Linked DNA regions of Homo sapiens: region 1 is linked to region 2. Evidence: chromatin loops called from intact Hi-C (ENCODE). Cell type or tissue: gastrocnemius medialis. All regions are shown on one strand. Links, peaks and the distances in the headings refer to the core of each region. The heading gives the core; the rest is flanking DNA.

Region 1 (9,524 bases), core at 699-8,698, 1.3 Mb after region 2:
TCCAAATGTTTGCAGAAGTACATGTTAAACAAAACAGGAGGTGACTGTGTGATTTAAAAAATAATTCCCGTTAGGATTTCTTTAAATGTTAACCATTCTACTTCATTTCATCAATTTAGAATAATTTATTTATGGCAACATTTTAGAAGTAGACTTAATAAAGAAAAGTGTACCAGGATAGTTTAATCTGATTTAACTCAATATTAAGTTTCCTGAACTCTATAGACTATACACAGTCATATATAACCAGAACTATTCCTTGGGTGACTTCCCAGAGGCACATTTTGTTAATAGTCTTTTGGGCGATTTTCTTGCTCATCATGAAACCATAGTAGGTGCTAAAGTACTTCCTCGTTAATTTTTTGTTTTTCAAAATTTTCTGTAAAAATCATGGAGTTAAATAGAATATGCATACACACATTATTTATTTTAAAAGTATTTTGCTTTTTCCAAACAGTGGGAAACATTCAAAGTGTGTTTCTGGGGTAATAGCAGCTTTTTAGAAAGTTTTTAAGAACCTGAGAACTAAAGAGATGATGTTTTAGCATTTATTCACTTTGTCCCTCAAAGCACGGCAGAATTATTTAGAGCTGCTTGTTTGCCTCTTTTTAGACATCTCGTTAGGATTCAGACTGTTTCTTGCACAGGGGAGATCTCAGCCTGAGGAAAACATGATGTAGAATGCATTGGGAAGATTCCAGTAAGATCAAGGGGAGGGGGCTTGGAGATGGAAAATGGGCCAGGACTTTCCGCTGTGCCCCACTTCTGCCTTGCAACCCTGTCGTCAACACGGGGATGGTGACCACTATAAGCACAGCTGCATTTGCTTCAAGACATAAAATGCAGACTTCCCTGCTTGGTGTGAAGGTGCCACAGGCAAGCAGACTGACACAGGCTCTGGAGGGAAATCGTGCATCCTGTCTGTTGCACGCGAGGATGCGATGGCCACAGTGATGCTCCAACCCACGTCTGTTAAGTGGGAGCAGAGCCAGGAGCTGGGCGATGGAACCCATGGTTTCTGAAACAGGAGAGTTGCTGCTTCACAGCGTGGAGGTGCACAGTCCAGCCTCTCACAGTTGCCTTGGCTAGCAGCAGAGCAAGGGAGGATCAGGTGGATAGTGTGGTGATTACAAATGCAGCTCGATGCTTTCAGTTGTGGCACCAAATACATTCTAATATTTAAAAGGACCTGTGAATTGTAAGAGCTGGAAAACTAATCGAAGATGGACAGTGCACCCTGGTGACAGACTCATTCCCCTAGTCTGGTGTTGAGGACATACTATGCTGTTAGTGCTTACCATGTAGGAGGTCAACACACTGAAGGAAACTCAGCCACTTTCTCATTCATAACTGCACAATAATGGCCTCCATTATGCTTTTTGGAGGACCCCTTTTTTGGACCACAGCTAATCGGGCTTCCATCTGTCACCCAGGTGTCCCTTGGCCAGAGTCATTGCCCTCGAGGTTTCCCTCAGTGTGGCTGGCTCAGCTGGCTGCCTGCGTGGGCAGCTCCTATCACCTCTGCCAATTCTCCAGCTTGCTTTCTTCTGACTTTCTCAGTCACTGCTGAAAGTGGGTTTGCAAAGCAGTTTCTTCTTCCCCCACAGCGCCCTGTCCCACCAGGCTGGTATGAAACCCCGGCTGCCTTCCCTAGAAATCCCAGCAAACCAAACCAAACCTCTGTGAGGATCCCTGACGAGGCCCCGGTGAGGGAGGACCCGAGGCAGGACACACTCCACCGCCCGGCCGCTCCTCCTGTGCAGGCCCCTCACCCTCTACGCGCTGCTCCGAGTCCAAGGCTCCCAGTCAGCCGCCTCTGGGTGCCTTAGACCACCGAGGGTCCAGAGTGGGGGACCTGGGAACCTTTCCCCCGACTCTGCTCTGCCGATGTTTTCCGCCCACACGGCGGCAGCACCACTGTGTCCCCTGGGGAGACCTGCTGTTGTTCCGGCTTCCCCTCCCACAGGGCTGACCCGTGCACCTCTTCCATTTGCCTCTCCAGCCAGGGGTGGCTGTCGCTTTCTGCTGTTGCTCACCCTCCCTGTTTGCTGCTCGGCCCCCTCCGTCACGGGTGACCAATCCCCTGCACGGAGTTCTCTCTGTTGTTCAAGTGGCCCAGTTGTTTCCCTGGCCAGATCCTCAAGGACACAGTTGTCTCCTTCCTCCGCTGACTCTTTCATTTTCTTCTATTCCATTTTGTCCACGAATATTCCTCTGTCTTCCAGAAGTAGGTGATTCTGACACCTAAGCCTCGTGGCTGTTCCCATTCCTCTGAGGAATGCAGTCCTGACAGCATCCTTATCCCCCCGGGGATCAGTGCTTCCTGAGTCGTAGAGAACTGTTTCTGTACCTTGTTGTGAATAACTAGACAACATTTTGTCTTACCTAATCAAAATGTCCCCCAAAATCCTTAGGTTCTTTTAAAATGAATACATTTTTACACTTTGGGTTACAATCTGAAGATTAACACCAGTGCAATATATGATTAGTTTAGAAGCCTCCCTTTCTAGTACATGAAAAAAAAAAAAGCAATGAGTTTTATGATCAAAGTTAAAGAATTAGCCTCTATATACCTTGAGAGGTGTCAGTCAAGCACATTTGATCTGCATTGATTCTGGTTTTGTTTTCAGGCATTCTAGAGTTTCCATTTATTGGACATCCTATGTCTATTTTTTGTTTATCTTATACATCTAAATCTTTTTCTTCTGATAGGAAATGTTTCCTGCATTCTGGGTGATTTTATGCAGCTTGTCTGAGGAAGTGCTAATTCTGTTAACTCCCCAGTGTTGATTCTCCGTTTTATTCTGTGCACTGTGGGCTTACCTCCTGGGTGGTATCACTCTGTGCTGCGACTTCTCGGCATAAACAGAGCTCTTTTTCTTGCTCTGATCCCGCCCCGGCTCTTCTTTGATCTTCTGTTTCATGGAGCTCACCTGAACGTCTCCAGCCTCAGCAGCTTCCGATGGCCCTGCAAGTTGATGTTCCTGAGCTCCTATACAATTCCGGGTATATTTCTGTGTTTTTAAGGACTTTAAAATAAACATATACGCCACCTACTGTATGATTCCAACTACATGACATTCCGGAAAAGGCAAAACTATGGAGATGGAAAAAAGACATCAGTGGTTGCCAGGACCTGGGGGGAGGGAGGGATGAACGGGCAGAGCCCTGAAGAATTTCAGGACAGTGAAAATGTATGATACTGTAATCATGTGTATCCATGTCATTCTGCACTTGTCCAAACCACAGCATGCACAATTCCAATCGTGAATCCTGGTGTAAACTATGGATCTAGGTGATTAGGATGCATCAGTACAGGTCCACCAGCTGTCATGACTGAACCGCTCTGGTGCAGGGTGCTGATAGTGGGGGAGGCCGGATGGGTGTGGGGTACGAGTATATAACTCTCTGTACCTTCTGCCCAATTGTGCTGTGAACCTAGAACTGTTCTAAAAAATAAAATCTATTAAAATATGTACATATGCATGCAACAATTCTCTATGCAATTAAAAATAATATAGGGACTTTAGAATAAACCATAAATGCCATTTACTCCTTTAAGTGACCCCTGACAGTTTCCTCCCTAGAAGGAGCCACTATTAACAATCATGCCTGTATCTCTCTAGATCCTTTTCTGTGCCTTCACATGTACTTACACGCACACTCACACGCACTTACTAATGCCCTCACACACACAGACACATGAACACATCCATACACACTCACACACACAACTGTAAAATGTAAACAGGATTCTACTTTACATGTTCCCTTCATGATTTTTCTAACAATCTTCAAAACCTTAACATGTCAGAACATACTATCAGAATTCATTCTTTTTCACTGGTTCATCATGTTACTCGTTTCCCTCTTGGGTTGTTTTCATCTTCTTGAGTAGTTGGCGATTCTTAAACATATACCCTGAATATCAATCTTTAGCCTATGGTATATGTTGCAAATATTTTCTCTTATTTTTCTAATTTTCCCTTTTTTTATGGTGTTCTTTGGTCACAGGCATGTTTTAAATGTTCATGTAGTGTTTCCTTTGACTTCTGAATTTTGTGAGCTAGAATTTACAAAATTCTATATTTACAAAATATTCTATATTTACAAAATTCTAGCTCAGAGAATCCTTCCCCATTATAAGATTATGAAGCTATTTTGATATTTTCTTCCATTCTTTCAAAATCATTTAGAATTTACTTTTGGCCATGGTATATCTAATTTTATATTTCTCCTTAATGGATGGCCAGTTACTTGAAAACCATTGAATACATGGAGGAAAGCATTTTTCCACACTGATTAAAAAATGCCACCTTAGTGATATGTCTAGATTTTCTGTTTAGTTCTATTGATTTGTCCTTTCCTCCATAAACACATTATGTAAATTTCTATAACAAGACAATATGTTTTGATATCTGGCCTATTTCCCTTAATTGTGTGTTTTAAATCAGAATTTATTAGTTTTTTTTTTTTTGCATTTATTTACTCTGCCAGATGAATGTGGGAATCAGTGTGTCAGGTTCTAAAAACATACTGTTGTAATTTTGGTCAGGATTGCATCGAATATGCAGATCAAGTTTGGGAACCTTGGGAACCTCCACAGGTGTTTGGATACAGATCTTGCACATTTCTTGTCAGCTGCATGTCTAGGCTTTCTGTTCCTCTCGTTACTGTGACTGGGATCTTTTTTCCCCTATTGCACTTTCTACTTGCTGTGACTAGTACATATATAGAAAATTGAGTCAGTGTAATTCATGTGAGTGGCGTAACAGTCTTAAAGTTTCAGTGCTTTAACACCTGTATTTCTTGCTGATGGACAAGTTGCTGTAAGCTGGGCCACTTTCATCTCAGTAATGCCTTAGCATGCCGGTTCTTTCCACTGCAACCGTGCCGAGTGGAGAATTTCTGGACTCTCTTCCTTAACATTGCTGACTGCACTCTGGCCCTCCCTTTCTGAATGCATCTCTTTCTTGTGATGGTTTTCCAAGTGGAGCTTTCACAGCGCATGCTACTAACCTCTGCTCTTCTCCAGAATGACAAAAGCCTCTGGCGTGTGACCTATGCTCCAAGAAATAAAAGGCAAAAGTTTCACTAAATATTTTGCTGCAAGAAAGTGTTGATCCAATTTTCCAGTCTTAAATATCATTTGTCTTACCTCCTGACACCCAGCTGCTAGAATAATACTATGTAGTTTAGGTTTTATTATTTTTTAAAAAATCAAATACCTTGTTTCCAGTCACTAAGTTCTTATTAGGGTAACTAACACAGGCTGATGTCACAAACAACCCACAGATCTCATCATTGAAGTGATTTCTTTCTCACATCATAGGCCTCTAATGGACTTGCTCTGATTTTGAAGGTGTTTTCTCTTTGTCTTTTCTAGGAAGTTGGGGATGAGAGAGGGGAAGGAGTAGCATCTTGTTCCGTCGGCCTCCTTGATCTAAGCCTTTGTTGTGAATTCGTTTTTACCACATTTAAAGTGTGATGCCCAGAATGGAACTCGGGGCTGCTGGCACCCCCATCCATCTTTGGAGGCCCTGGACATAATCGATGGGGCAGGCAGAAGACCTGCAGCTCCAAGCCTGCTAGTCGGTGAGCCTGGAATTGCTATGCTCTTAGGATCATGTGTTCCCACTGTGAATGCTTTTGGCGGCTTTTCCCACTGGCCACTTGGTCATATCCATACCCAGACTGAACCAGCTCTGACCCCAGGCCCTCCCCACCATGCCCATCCTACCAGGGTGCCCCCGGCTGAGGCTGCCTCTTGAGGCCACACCCTCCACCTGTATAACCCCAGCTTTGGAGCCTGCGGATCCTGCCTGAGCTGCTCTCACCCTTTGGAAACCAAGGATTGAGCATTGTTCCCTGAGTGTATTTCTGGTTATGACTTTCTCTTTTCTCCACAGAAAGGCATCTCTCTGCAGGTATTGGGTTTTCTCTGAGCTCAGCTGCTGCTCTTGGCCTTCTTTCTCCAGTTTCTGTCCTCCTCTACCAGCCTTGAGACTGCAGTGTGGAGATATGTCGCCTCTGTTTTGTCTGGGCTGCTTCTGTCTGGGATGATGGAATCCTCACTAAATGGGAAATGTTTATGGAGGAGGAGGGAGATGGGGAAGTCATTCCCTCCTGTTAACATTTCGGCTTAAGTTAGCTTATTCATATGAATGACACAAAGTCGTAATTGCTCCTAATCAAATCTGTGCACACAGTAAAGCCTCTTTTATGCAATGAGTGTTTACTTAATTGAATGTTACATATAAATGAAGGTTACTCCTTCAAGTGACAAACGTGAGGGATTTCAATGGAAAATTCTGAAAATGAGCCCCTGAAGGAGGGAAGATGGGAGATGAAAGATGCTGGAAGAGAACAGAATGGGGCCAAGACGCTCCAGGAGAGCACCGGGGGAATCCCAGTTGCTCTTGGGTTTCACTTCCAAGGGCAAAACGATGATGACAAATTGCTTTCTGAGAATCCATCCCTCTTGCAGGGACTTTCAGCCAGAGACTTGTCCATAATGGGCTCTGCATCATGTCAGAGCCCTAAACCATAATTAAACACCATTGCATTTATTAGAGTCCTCATGATGTTACCTTAGATTCTTCCCCACAAGGGCAAACCCCCTAGTGTTGATGTCAATGTTCTATGGGATTCTCCTGGTGTTAGATGATTACAGTATCACGGAAACGTGAGGCTGCATCTGCTAAGTAACGTTTCACTCCTGTGTATCACAGAGGTTCTTCTCTAAGCCCCACCCACAGGAGAGCCAGACCTCTGCATCACAGATCACATGGAGAAACTGAAACAAATGCTGACTCTCGGGAGGTGATGATAGGACTCGTTTCCTTATCATTTTTTCAGAGCCCCAGAAGTTTACAATGATAAAAACAAGAGCATTTCATGAAACAGCATGCAAAAGCCCATGCATGCTGTCTATTTTTATATAAATCAGCAGAAGATAAAGAGCTTGTCTTGATTCATGCTGTTCCTCCAGGGAATGTTTTGCAAAAAGGCAAAAAAAAAAAAAAATCAGGGAGAAGAGCGAAGCCTATAAATACAATTGGAAAGGAAAATAAAAACAACTCACTAAACGTTGAGTTTGACGAAAACATAACAAAACCAAGGAACATTTTTATGTTTTTTTCCTTTCAGTTTTACTTTTGATCATGTTTCTTCCTGAGGTTTTATGAATATATACATCAAGTGGGAGAGATAAAAACCCCAAATAACTGTAGAATGATGAGAATGTAGGAAAGAGAATGTAGGCCCTTTTATTCCATGTTATTTTTCTCAGAAAAATGACAGTTCAACCTTTCCCCTTCTGATTGTCACTGGAAAGCAGTTTTCATCTGAAATGAAATGAGTGAGGATCATGAGTTTGCCTGTATGTCTTATATGAAGCCAGCGCTGTAGTGTCCTCACTTACAAACCCGTGTTTCAAGTTTACCCCTCAATTCCTGAAAGTCTGAAATTTTAGAGGGACAAAGGAAAATTAAGAATTAAGCTAAAAAGAGTTAAATTGTGGTTAACAAACATTTCTGTAAAAGGGGCGGAAAGTAAATATTTTCTGCACCGTGGGCCACAATTCAACCCAGCTCTGCCATCGTAGCCCAAAAGCAGCAAGAGACGAGATGCAAGCAGAGGGGGCAGCTGTGTTCTAATACACTTCATGCATATGCACATGTCAATTTCACATAATTTTCACATGTCACAAAATGTTAACATTCTTTTGATTTTTTTTTTCAACCATTTAACAGTGTAAGAATGATTCTTAGCTCATGGGTTCTATAAAAACAGGTGACAGCTGGATTTGACCCATGGGCCATACTTTACTGACCTTTGTACTAAATCATGCTCTCGACCCAATTTACCTTTAAAGTTGTTCTGATGAACATATTTCAACATTCAAAAATGGTATGTGGATTCATCTGTTTTACTGAATACTTTTACTTTTGATTACTGATCTCTGTCTTGGTTAAAGATGCCAAAAACTTAGGCATGACTCATCAGGTGTTCTACCGTGACCTTGGCTCCCAGGCCAGGGAGGATGGCATAAATAGGGTCAGATGGCATGTTGTCGTGGAAACCATAATGATAGCAGCTACTAATGAAGCAGAACTGACTGTGTGTCTGGAACTGTTTGAAGGGCTTTAGAACACTAGCCCAGCTAGTCAACACGATGAACCTAGGAGAAAGGTGCTAACATTCTCATTGTGGACATAGAGAAACTGAGGCACAGGAGGCTGACTGACCTACTCAAGATGATGTACAGTCCAAGTGAGAGCATCTGCTCCCACACTCGGTTGGGCCAATCCAGGCACCACACTGACTCATTCCACTACAGAAAGGAGAGTTCTCCCCTGCCAACGACTCATCCTGAGAGAGCAGAGCAATGAAGTGAAACTGGGATGAAAATCATGAGCAATGAAATGAAATGAAACTTGTAGAGCTGCTTAATTTAAGAGTAAACAAATTCTGCCTTAAATGCCAAGGCTCCTGGCAAGTGACAGAAACCCAACATTGACTAACTGAAGCTCGCCTAAGTGGGACGACCAAGGTGAGTGTCCCAAGAGCTGAGCCCAGAGACTAAAGCACTGTCCTCAGGATGCCCCCTCCATCCCTTGCCACCTCATGTCTCTGCCATCTCCATTCTGCTTTTCAGGTCAGTCTCATTGTTCCTCACTACAATGAAACAATGTTCAGGTGGTAAAAGTTGCTTCTGACAGCCCTACCCTAGAAGCTGGTAGGTCAAATCATGAGAGTAAGCTCGCCTTCCCATCCAACTCCAGGGAAAAGTCCAGGGAGCTGCTCCAGTGACCTCCCAGTGGTGGTCAAATGCCCTCCGAGAGTGAGTGCTATGGGTGCTCTGGTGCTATTTCCTCAGCCTGTTATGAACTCAACACAATACCAGGGAGAGGTAACTGCCAGTCCCACGGACAAATGGATTAGGAAGAGAATTCCCCAAAGAAGGGACCCAGGCACGCTAGAGCCAGAGAGGATGGGCTCCTCAGTTGGTGTGACTGAACTCCAGGGAGCCCAGAGTAAGAAAGGACCCTTGGCACCCTCCAGGAGACCCCAGATAAGCCCATAACAAAACTTCATTATATTTCAGCTCATTAAACTGGCTCAAAGAGAACCAAAATGACAGCAAATGGGTTTTTCCCTAGCATTAGAATCATTGTATGAAGTGGTTCTGGCTAAGCTCTAGCGCACAGGTTTTCAGGTAGACTTTCCATAATCAGATACATGTACACACGGACACTCGCATGTGCACACGGGCATGCACACACATGCATGCACCATGCACACACACACATGCACGCACACACAGACACACATGCATGCACCATGCACGCATGCATGCACACACAGACACACACCTGCATGCACCATGCACACATGCATGCACACACACACATGCATGCACCATGCACACACATGCACGCACAGACACACACATGCACGCATCATGCACACACAAGCACGCACACACACACTCACACATGCACGCACCATGCACACACGCA
Region 2 (8,000 bases), core at 1-8,000:
GCTTCAGCAAAGTCTCAGGATACAAAATCAATGTGCAAAAATCACAAGCATTCCTATATATCAGTAATAGACAAGCATAGAGCTAAATCATGTGTGAACTCCCATTCATAATTGCTACAAAGAGAATAAAATGCCTAGTAATAAAACTTACAAGGGATGTGAAGGACCTCTTCAAGGAGAACTACAAACCACTGCTCAAGGAAAAAGGACACAAATGGAAAAACATTTCATGCTCATGGATAGGAAGAATCAATATCGTGAAAATAACCACACTGCCCAAAGTAATTTATAGATTCAATGCTATTTCCATCAAGCTACCACTGACTTTCTTCGCAGAATTAGAAAAAACTACTTTAAATTTCATATGGAGCCAAAAAACCCATATAGCCAACACAGTTGTAAGCAAAAAGAACAAAGCTGGAAGTGTCACAGTAGACTTCAAACTATACTAAAAGGCTATAGAAGCCAAAATAGCATGATACTGATACCAAAACAGACATATAGACCAATGGAACAGAACAGAGACCTCAGAAATAACTACACATCTACAGCCATCATCATGATCTTTGACAAACCTGATAAAAACAAGCAACGGGAAAAGGATTCCCTATTTATTAAATGGTGCTGGGAAAACTGGCTAGCCGTATGCATAAAACTGAAATTGGACCCCTTCCTTACACCTTATACAAAAATTAACTTAAGATGGATTAAAGACTTAAATGTAAAACCCAAAACCATAAAAACCCTAAAAGAAAAACTAGGCAATACCATTCAGGACATAGGCATGGGCAAAGACTTCATGACTAAAACGCCAAAAGCAATTGCAACAAAAACCTGAATTGACAAATGGGATCTCATTAAACTAAAGAGCTTCTGCACAGCAAAAGAAACTACCGTCAGAATGAACAGGCATCCTACAGAATGGGAGAAATTTTTTGCAATCTATCCATCTGACAAAGGTCCAATATCCAGAATCTACAAGGAATGTAAACAAATTTACAAGAAAAAACAACCCTATCAAAAAGTGGGCAAAGGATACGAACAGACACTTCTCAAAAGAAGACATTTATGCGGCCAACAAACATGAAAAAAAGCTCATCATTCACTGGTTATTAGAGAAACGCAAATCAAAACCACTATGAGGTACCATCTCACACTAGTTAGGATGGTGATCATTAAAAAGTCAGGAAACAACAGATGCTGGTGAGGCTGTGGAGAAATAGGAATGCTTCTACACTGCTGGTGGGAGTGGAAATTAGTTCAAGCATTGTGGAAGACAGTGTGGTGATTCTCAAGGATCTAGAAACAGAAATACCATTTGACCCAGCAATCTCACACTAGTGGGTATATACCCAAAGAATTATAAATCATTCCACTATAAAGACTCATGCACACATATGTTTATTGCAGCACTATTTACAATAGCAAAGACTTGGAACCAACCCAAGTGTCCATCAGTGAGAGACTGGATAAAGAAAATGTGGCACATAATATACCATGGAATACTATGCAGCCATAAAAATGAGTTATGTCCTTTGCAGGGACATGGATGAAGCTGGAAGCCATCATTCTCAGCAAACTAACACAGGAACAGAAACCCAAGCACTGCATGTTCTCACTCATAAGTGGGAGTTGAACAGTGAGAACACATGGACACAGGGGAACATCACACACTGGGGCCTGTCGGGGCATGGGGGGTAAGGGGAGGGAGAGCATTAGGACAAATACCTGTGGGACTTAAAACCTAGATGATGGGTTGATAGGTGCAGCAAACCATCATGGCACATGTATACCTATGTAACAAACCTGTACGTTCTGCATGTGTATTCCACAACTGAAAAAAGAAAGCTCTCTTAGTTTTGACCTGACTTCTCTATCTGCAGCATGTATTCTTTGCCCCTGGGGAATATAAAACAAGCTTCATCCAATTTCTGCATTATAGCCCTTAGATACTTTGAAGATAATTATGACTTTTAAGTATCTTTGGATTTTTCTTTTTCTTTTTTTTTTTTTTTTTTGAGATGGAGTCTGGCTCTGTTGCCCAGGCTGGAGTGCAGTGGCACCATCTCGGCTCACTGCAAGCTCCGCCTCCCGGGTTTGCGCCATTCTCCTGCCTCAGCTTCCCTAGTAGCTGGGACTACAGGCGCCCGCCACCACGCCCGGCTAATTTTTGTATTTTTAGTAGAGACGGGGTTTCATCATGTTAGCCAGGATGGTCTCGATCTCCTGACCTCGTGATCCACCCACCTCGGCCTCCCAAAGTGCTGGGATTACAGGTGGAGCCACCGCGCCCAGCCGGATTTTTCTTAATGAAAACTCACAGATAGCATCATTTGAAATAAGGTTAGTGTTTGAGAATCGGTTATATAAGTCAGTCTAAAAATAGATCACAGTAGGAAATACCCTGTGAATTTTGTTACTGTATCGGCAAATTTGCATTCCTCCTCTGTGTGTACTTTGCATGCAAATATAGCAACATTGCCCTAAGTAAATAAAATGGTTCTAGACAAAAACCTGGTTACAAAGTAGACACCAAATTTCACTGGAAATAACCAATAATACACTTGGAGATAAGTTACCAAACAAGAGTGTAGGAGAACCAAATGATTGCCAAAGACTATGAATTTGGTAGAGATACATCAGAAGATAAGCAGAGGCACAGAAGTGGAAATGAAACTATGCCATGTGGTGTACAGGTTCAAAACTGTTTTGCTGAATTCCTTAGTTCAAGATACCCTCAAGAACAATTTTCATTCTAGCTGTGGAGCGCTAGGGAACACAGGAGGGTCAGTGATGGCATTCCCCATAGTTAGGTGACATCTATATATCTGGAAATGCTGATTTCAGTAGCAGCTTCTCTTATGAATTCAGGAAAAAATGCTCATGCTTTTGACTCATTCTAAATTGTGAAATCTTTTTTGAGAGTTAAAAAAAATTAGAAGAGATGTTTTAAGGTGTAAATAAATATGTTATCCTAGATAATCTGTGGAATTTTCAAAACAATATGGTATTTTTTTAAGTCACACTTTAAAATATGGTGATTTTTTTGTTCTTGTTTTACTGGTTGTGTTTCTGTATTGGTTAATCTGGAGAGGAAATAAGAGTGAAGACTGTTTTTTGTGGTCAGCAGCCTTATACGACAGCGGAAGCAGCCTCTTTGCGTTTATAGAGGAGGGTCAGCTGTACCTGTGATTTATCTTGGTGTCTTCTCCAGTGTCTCTTCTAACTAGTGTTTATCTTCTGGGATTACCAAATTTGGCTGGCCATCCAAATTGCCAGAGAAGCTTCTTAAAAAACATAGATTCTCAGGTTCCATCTTCCAAGGTTCTGATAGTGTTAGAGTAGTGTCTGCAAAGCTCTATAGGCATGCTAATGAAATAATGGGTTCGGAAAAGAATGATTGCCATAAATAAAATAGTATACACGGTCATTCACCACATAACAATGTTTTCATCAGCAGTGGAGCACATACCAGAAGGTGATCTCAGAAGATGATAATACCTTGTTTTCCTGTACCCTTTCTATGTTTAGATACACAAATGCTTACTCAAGTGTTATAGTTGCCTCCAGTATTCGGTACAGGAACATGCTGTACAGATTTGTAGCCTATCAGTAGGCTACCCCATATAGCCTAGGTGTGTAGTGGCTACTGCATCCATGTTTGTGCAAGTGTACTCTAGGATGATGTTTGTCCAAGGACAGAATCTCCTCAAAGATGAATTTCTTAAAATGTGGTCTCCTGACTAAGCGACCTGTGACTGTACTTTACCTTTCATTTAGATGTCACAAAACTCTTTTAAAGAAAACTATTTAAGATTATATACTTTCAAATATGTACCTTAAAATATGTGAATTAAGAATATGTTAATAGTTTATTTAAAAAGAAGGATGTGTAATTGTAGGGATAAAATATGGCTTGTAATTTTGTTCAAATCAAGTCTAGTTTATTCTTTGAATCTAAAATTCTGGCTGTTGAGAGCCAAATAATTTATGACTATTTAATAATATGTATTATTTAGAGTAATATATGCATACTTATACAATTAAGACTGATATACAATACAATTATATGTTATAGAGAATAAGAATAATGTGTAATTAACATAATATATAATTGACAATACCATGTACTAAAATGCTTATAAACATATAAAAGCAGTTCAGAGGATGGATAATTAGAAAGCGTAATGTCAAAGTAGGAGCAAAGTCAGGAAGAATAAGCCCTTCTCAGGTCTGCTGATGAAGTCGTGTGCATGAGCAAGATGGGTGTGGGGAGGCTGGAGCACAGCCTAGTGGGCTGCCACGTGTGCACAGGTGCACCAGCACAGGAGAGGAGCAGCAGAGCCTGGTCCTGCCTGTCCTTTTCGTGCCGTGGCACTATACGCAGGAGATGGGACTCAGAGCGAGGCAGTTGCTGGGTGACAAGGACAGTAGTGTGGGCTGAGGGCAAAGGGTGAAAGTGAGTGAAGCCTGCTGTTTAGGCCTGGCAGATTTCTCAGAGGTGACATTAACACCCCCACCCCCCAACACACACACACACACACACACACACACACACACACTCATCTGGATGAGAGTTTGAATTGTTACTAAGGAGAAACTGTTAGTGAACTTTCTTGCCATTTCTGAATCTGACCTTGACTGAAAAATTGAGTAAAAAATCAAGTTGGTAGGCTGTGATTTAATAATAATAACTTAAGTCACACACTAATCTTCATAAAATAAAGGAATTGTCTTTATTCTTTTTTTGTTTTTTTTGAGACGGAGTTTCGCTCTTGTTGCCCAAGCTGGAGTGCAATGGCGTGATCTCAGCTCACTGCAACCTCCACCTCCCAGGTTCAAGCGATTCTCCTGTCTCAGCCTCCCGAGTAGCTGGGATTACAGGCATGCGCCACCATGCTCGGCTAATTTTTTGTTGTTTTTTTTAGTAGAGACAGAGTTTCTCCATGTTGGTCAGGCTGGTCTCAAACTCCCGGCCTCAGGTGATCCTCCTGCCTTGGCCTCCCAAAGTGCTGGGATTACAGGTGTGAGCCACCATGCCCGGCCACTGTCTATTCTTAATTCAAAATTTGCACATCCTATTGAGATTTTTACTCCGTGGACAGTAAAACAAGCTTTAGGTCAGTGAGACTTGCGTTATCTAATGTTGGATTCAGGTGTGAGCATTGCTAACAGCAAATGGTCACAGGATTAGTACACGGGGTTTACTCCAACCTACCTTAATGATTAACTATTAAAGAGCATTTTGTGGAATGCTTGAATTGCTCTAGAGTCACAGAAATGTGGTGGAGAATAGAAACTGATCTCACTGCAGTGCTCAGTTCTTGGCAGAGCTGAAGCCTAGAAAGATTAAGCCCTTCTCTGAGGCCATCCAGTGGAAAGGTAGCAAAGTTGGGACAGAAATTTGCCTACCACTGGATTCAGTGGAGTGTAAATCTGTAGAATACCACCTTTCTGCCCCAAAGAGCTTATAAAATCCTGAATAATTTGCCCCTCCTTGTATTAACTGGAACCTAGAGCTAGAAAAACACTGTGTCACATGTCAGGTTTCTGCAGGTCAGACCGAAGTAGCCATTATTCAGTGATTTCTATCTGTTCTCTTGGCAAATCTGTCAGCTTTCCTTTGAAATTGTGTCAGCTCACCTTTCCTTTGCAAACTTGCATCCAGAATCTTAAATGAAAACCCTGCTGTCTTTATCTTCTAATTAGTGTTTATTAGAAGGGTCTGCCTGTAGACTTACTTTCTGTGCAGGCCTCAGCTCTGCTGGGGCTCCCTTGACAGTGCTGGGGATTGCATTGTCATGGACGTTGAGATTAGCTCCTCATTTCTTATTTGTATTCTAATACGGCTGGATGGCCCTGGAGTGTCCTCACATACCTTCTGTGGGGAGCTCTTCCTCCATCATGGCCAATCTGTCATCTCTGTCAGGTCATCGTATATTGAGTCTTTTTCCCCAAATCATCTACTAGACTCATGATTTCCTCTTATTTTACTCCTTAGCTCCATTAATTTAAATCACTTATAAAACTGAATTTCATTAAGTGCTTTTAATTGAAAGGGAGCCCTTATAACATGATGATATATTTCCTGGGAACGCATGCACATCCCATGATTGAGTAATACCATAGCTGTGCTAGATGTGCATCCCTTTCTCTGCTGTTAGTCATACAGTTAATATCCGTGGTAGATTGTTCCAGAGGACAGATCCAGTGGTATGCTGGTAGCAGTTTAATCTGATTGCAAAGAGATATTTGAAAGTGGTCAGTGACCTGAAATTTCTGATTTCTGAAGTAAATTACTTTTCAGTTTCCTAGGCTCCCTAGAAATTATTCAGATATTTACAATATCATCTTACATTGGGAGTTATCCTGATATTCTTTGATCAGTAATTATGTACTGAGCATCTGCTGTGTATCTCAATATTCAGGCTGCACGTACCTAGCACTAAGCTAGTTCCTGTAGAGGATACAAAGTAATGCAAATTACTTAAGCGTCCCATGCCTCAGCTTCTCCACATTTAAAATAGAGATGAAACTCATATGCTGGATCCACATATAGACCTGTGGGACACTTGTAGTATTGAGAGAGAATGTGAACACAGAACGCTGAGCATACAATATGATACTGTTGTAAAAGCACATCCAAGATATGTTCGCAATTCTCCTACTTAGGAGTCAAAAGAAGATGAGGATTTGCCTGGATGGAGGGAACAGGATTCCACTTTGAAGCAAGTTCTCATCCATAGGAGAGCTCCTGGAGTAAGGGAAGGCTGCGAGTGTAGGGGAATGGGGGGAATGATGCCATCCTGCTTGCTTTAGCCTTTGGGGAATTTGGTTGCCCTGTGATCTCCATCCTTGGATCTTTGGTTCTCATACCTGTTAGTTATTATTGAGAACCCTCAAAGAACTTTTGTTACTCCAGGTTACATCTATCTGTATTTACTTTGTTAGTAATTAAAAACTCAGAAATTGTTTATTTAGTTATTCATTTAAAATGAACAGTAATGAACCCATAAATGACGTTTTTAATGAAAGATAACTATATTTCCAAAACAAACAAAAAATAATGAGAATCGCATTGCCTTGTTGCAGACCTTTGTACTGTCTGGTTTGATATCAGATGGCTGATTTTTCATTATCTGTTCTGCATTCATTCTCGTGTGTTTTTCATATCCGTAAGACTGAATATATGAAGAAAACCCATTCTCATACAAATACACAGTTAATGGAGGGCAGAATCTTTTACTAGCCTTTTCAAATACGGATATTCTTTTTTGATGCTACAATAAAACTCAACAAGTAGTAATTTCTTAAAGGGTACTTGAAGTGTGAAATCTGAAATGCTGTCAGTGAGCTTTTTATACCTTGTTACACTAAAATCCATTGAGCTAGCTTAAATGTTGAAGGGATCCTTTTGCCCACTTATGATTTTGTAACCTGCATTATTCACTTGGAAAATAATTGATTGACATAGATCTTCGAAATGCCAACAATACCCAAAAATCACATTTAATATCACCAATCTCATCACAGAAAAGTCTTAAATATTGTAAAGCTGTCAAGCTCAGGATAGCTGATGAAAATTGTTCCAAACTTTTAATTTTGCTTAAAAGCTCAGATGTTATTGACCACGAGGATAAAGTTCATTTAAGTTACAGGTTCACTTTGTTTATTGTTGAAAAAAATCTGCGTTGTTCCAGTTAGCCATAGTTTGTCAGTTCTTTCAATCAAAGGTGGTGTCCTATGAGAAAAAAGCGCCTAATTTCACTCACAAGACAAACAATTGGATAAGTGCATTTCTTCACAACAACCAGTGTACTCAGTGTATGGGGGAGTGCTTCCTGTGCCGTCTACAGCATGTTACAGAGTTCTGTGCTTAGGGGTCCAGGTTTAGTGAGAGTAATTGTGACTAAGTAAAATTGGCTTTTTGAGTGTGAGCACCTGGCAGTGGAGAATAACTCCCATTTAGCGAGGTGCCACTGTCTTGACTTGCACTCACA

Evidence for each region. A loop is a pair of places that touch in the nucleus more often than their neighbours do. Peaks named below come from ENCODE experiments on the same cell type or tissue, not always from the same donor. Only the 100,000 strongest peaks of a DNase experiment are listed, where the experiment ranks them.
Region 1: a loop joins it to region 2, with 7 times the contacts of the local background. A loop is called at or near these places in 6 of 110 quality-filtered maps.

What each region holds. Positions count from the first base shown.
Region 1 is chr5:6,821,257-6,830,780 of GRCh38, forward strand. It overlaps LINC02236 (long intergenic non-protein coding RNA 2236), which reads left to right. Exons shown (of 2, transcript NR_146281.1): 2 at 5,387-5,472. MIR4278 (microRNA 4278) reads right to left here and starts at 6,665; the gene lies at 6,597-6,665. It overlaps LOC105374641 (a long non-coding RNA gene), which reads left to right and starts at 8,507. Exons shown (of 3, transcript XR_925740.3): 1 at 8,507-8,554. RefSeq lists enhancers at 1,876-2,460, 6,725-6,874, 9,072-9,524. In gastrocnemius medialis, for the core only: no CTCF peak of the experiment used is centred there; a DNase peak (open chromatin) is centred at 4,863; H3K27ac peaks cover 615 bases.
Region 2 is chr5:5,478,250-5,486,249 of GRCh38, forward strand. The region is part of intron 17 of ICE1 (interactor of little elongation complex ELL subunit 1); the gene reads left to right. Among named protein-coding and RNA genes, the nearest start is that of ICE1, 60 kb to the left of the region's middle. In gastrocnemius medialis, for the core only: no CTCF peak of the experiment used is centred there; no DNase peak of the experiment used is centred there; H3K27ac peaks cover 4,488 bases.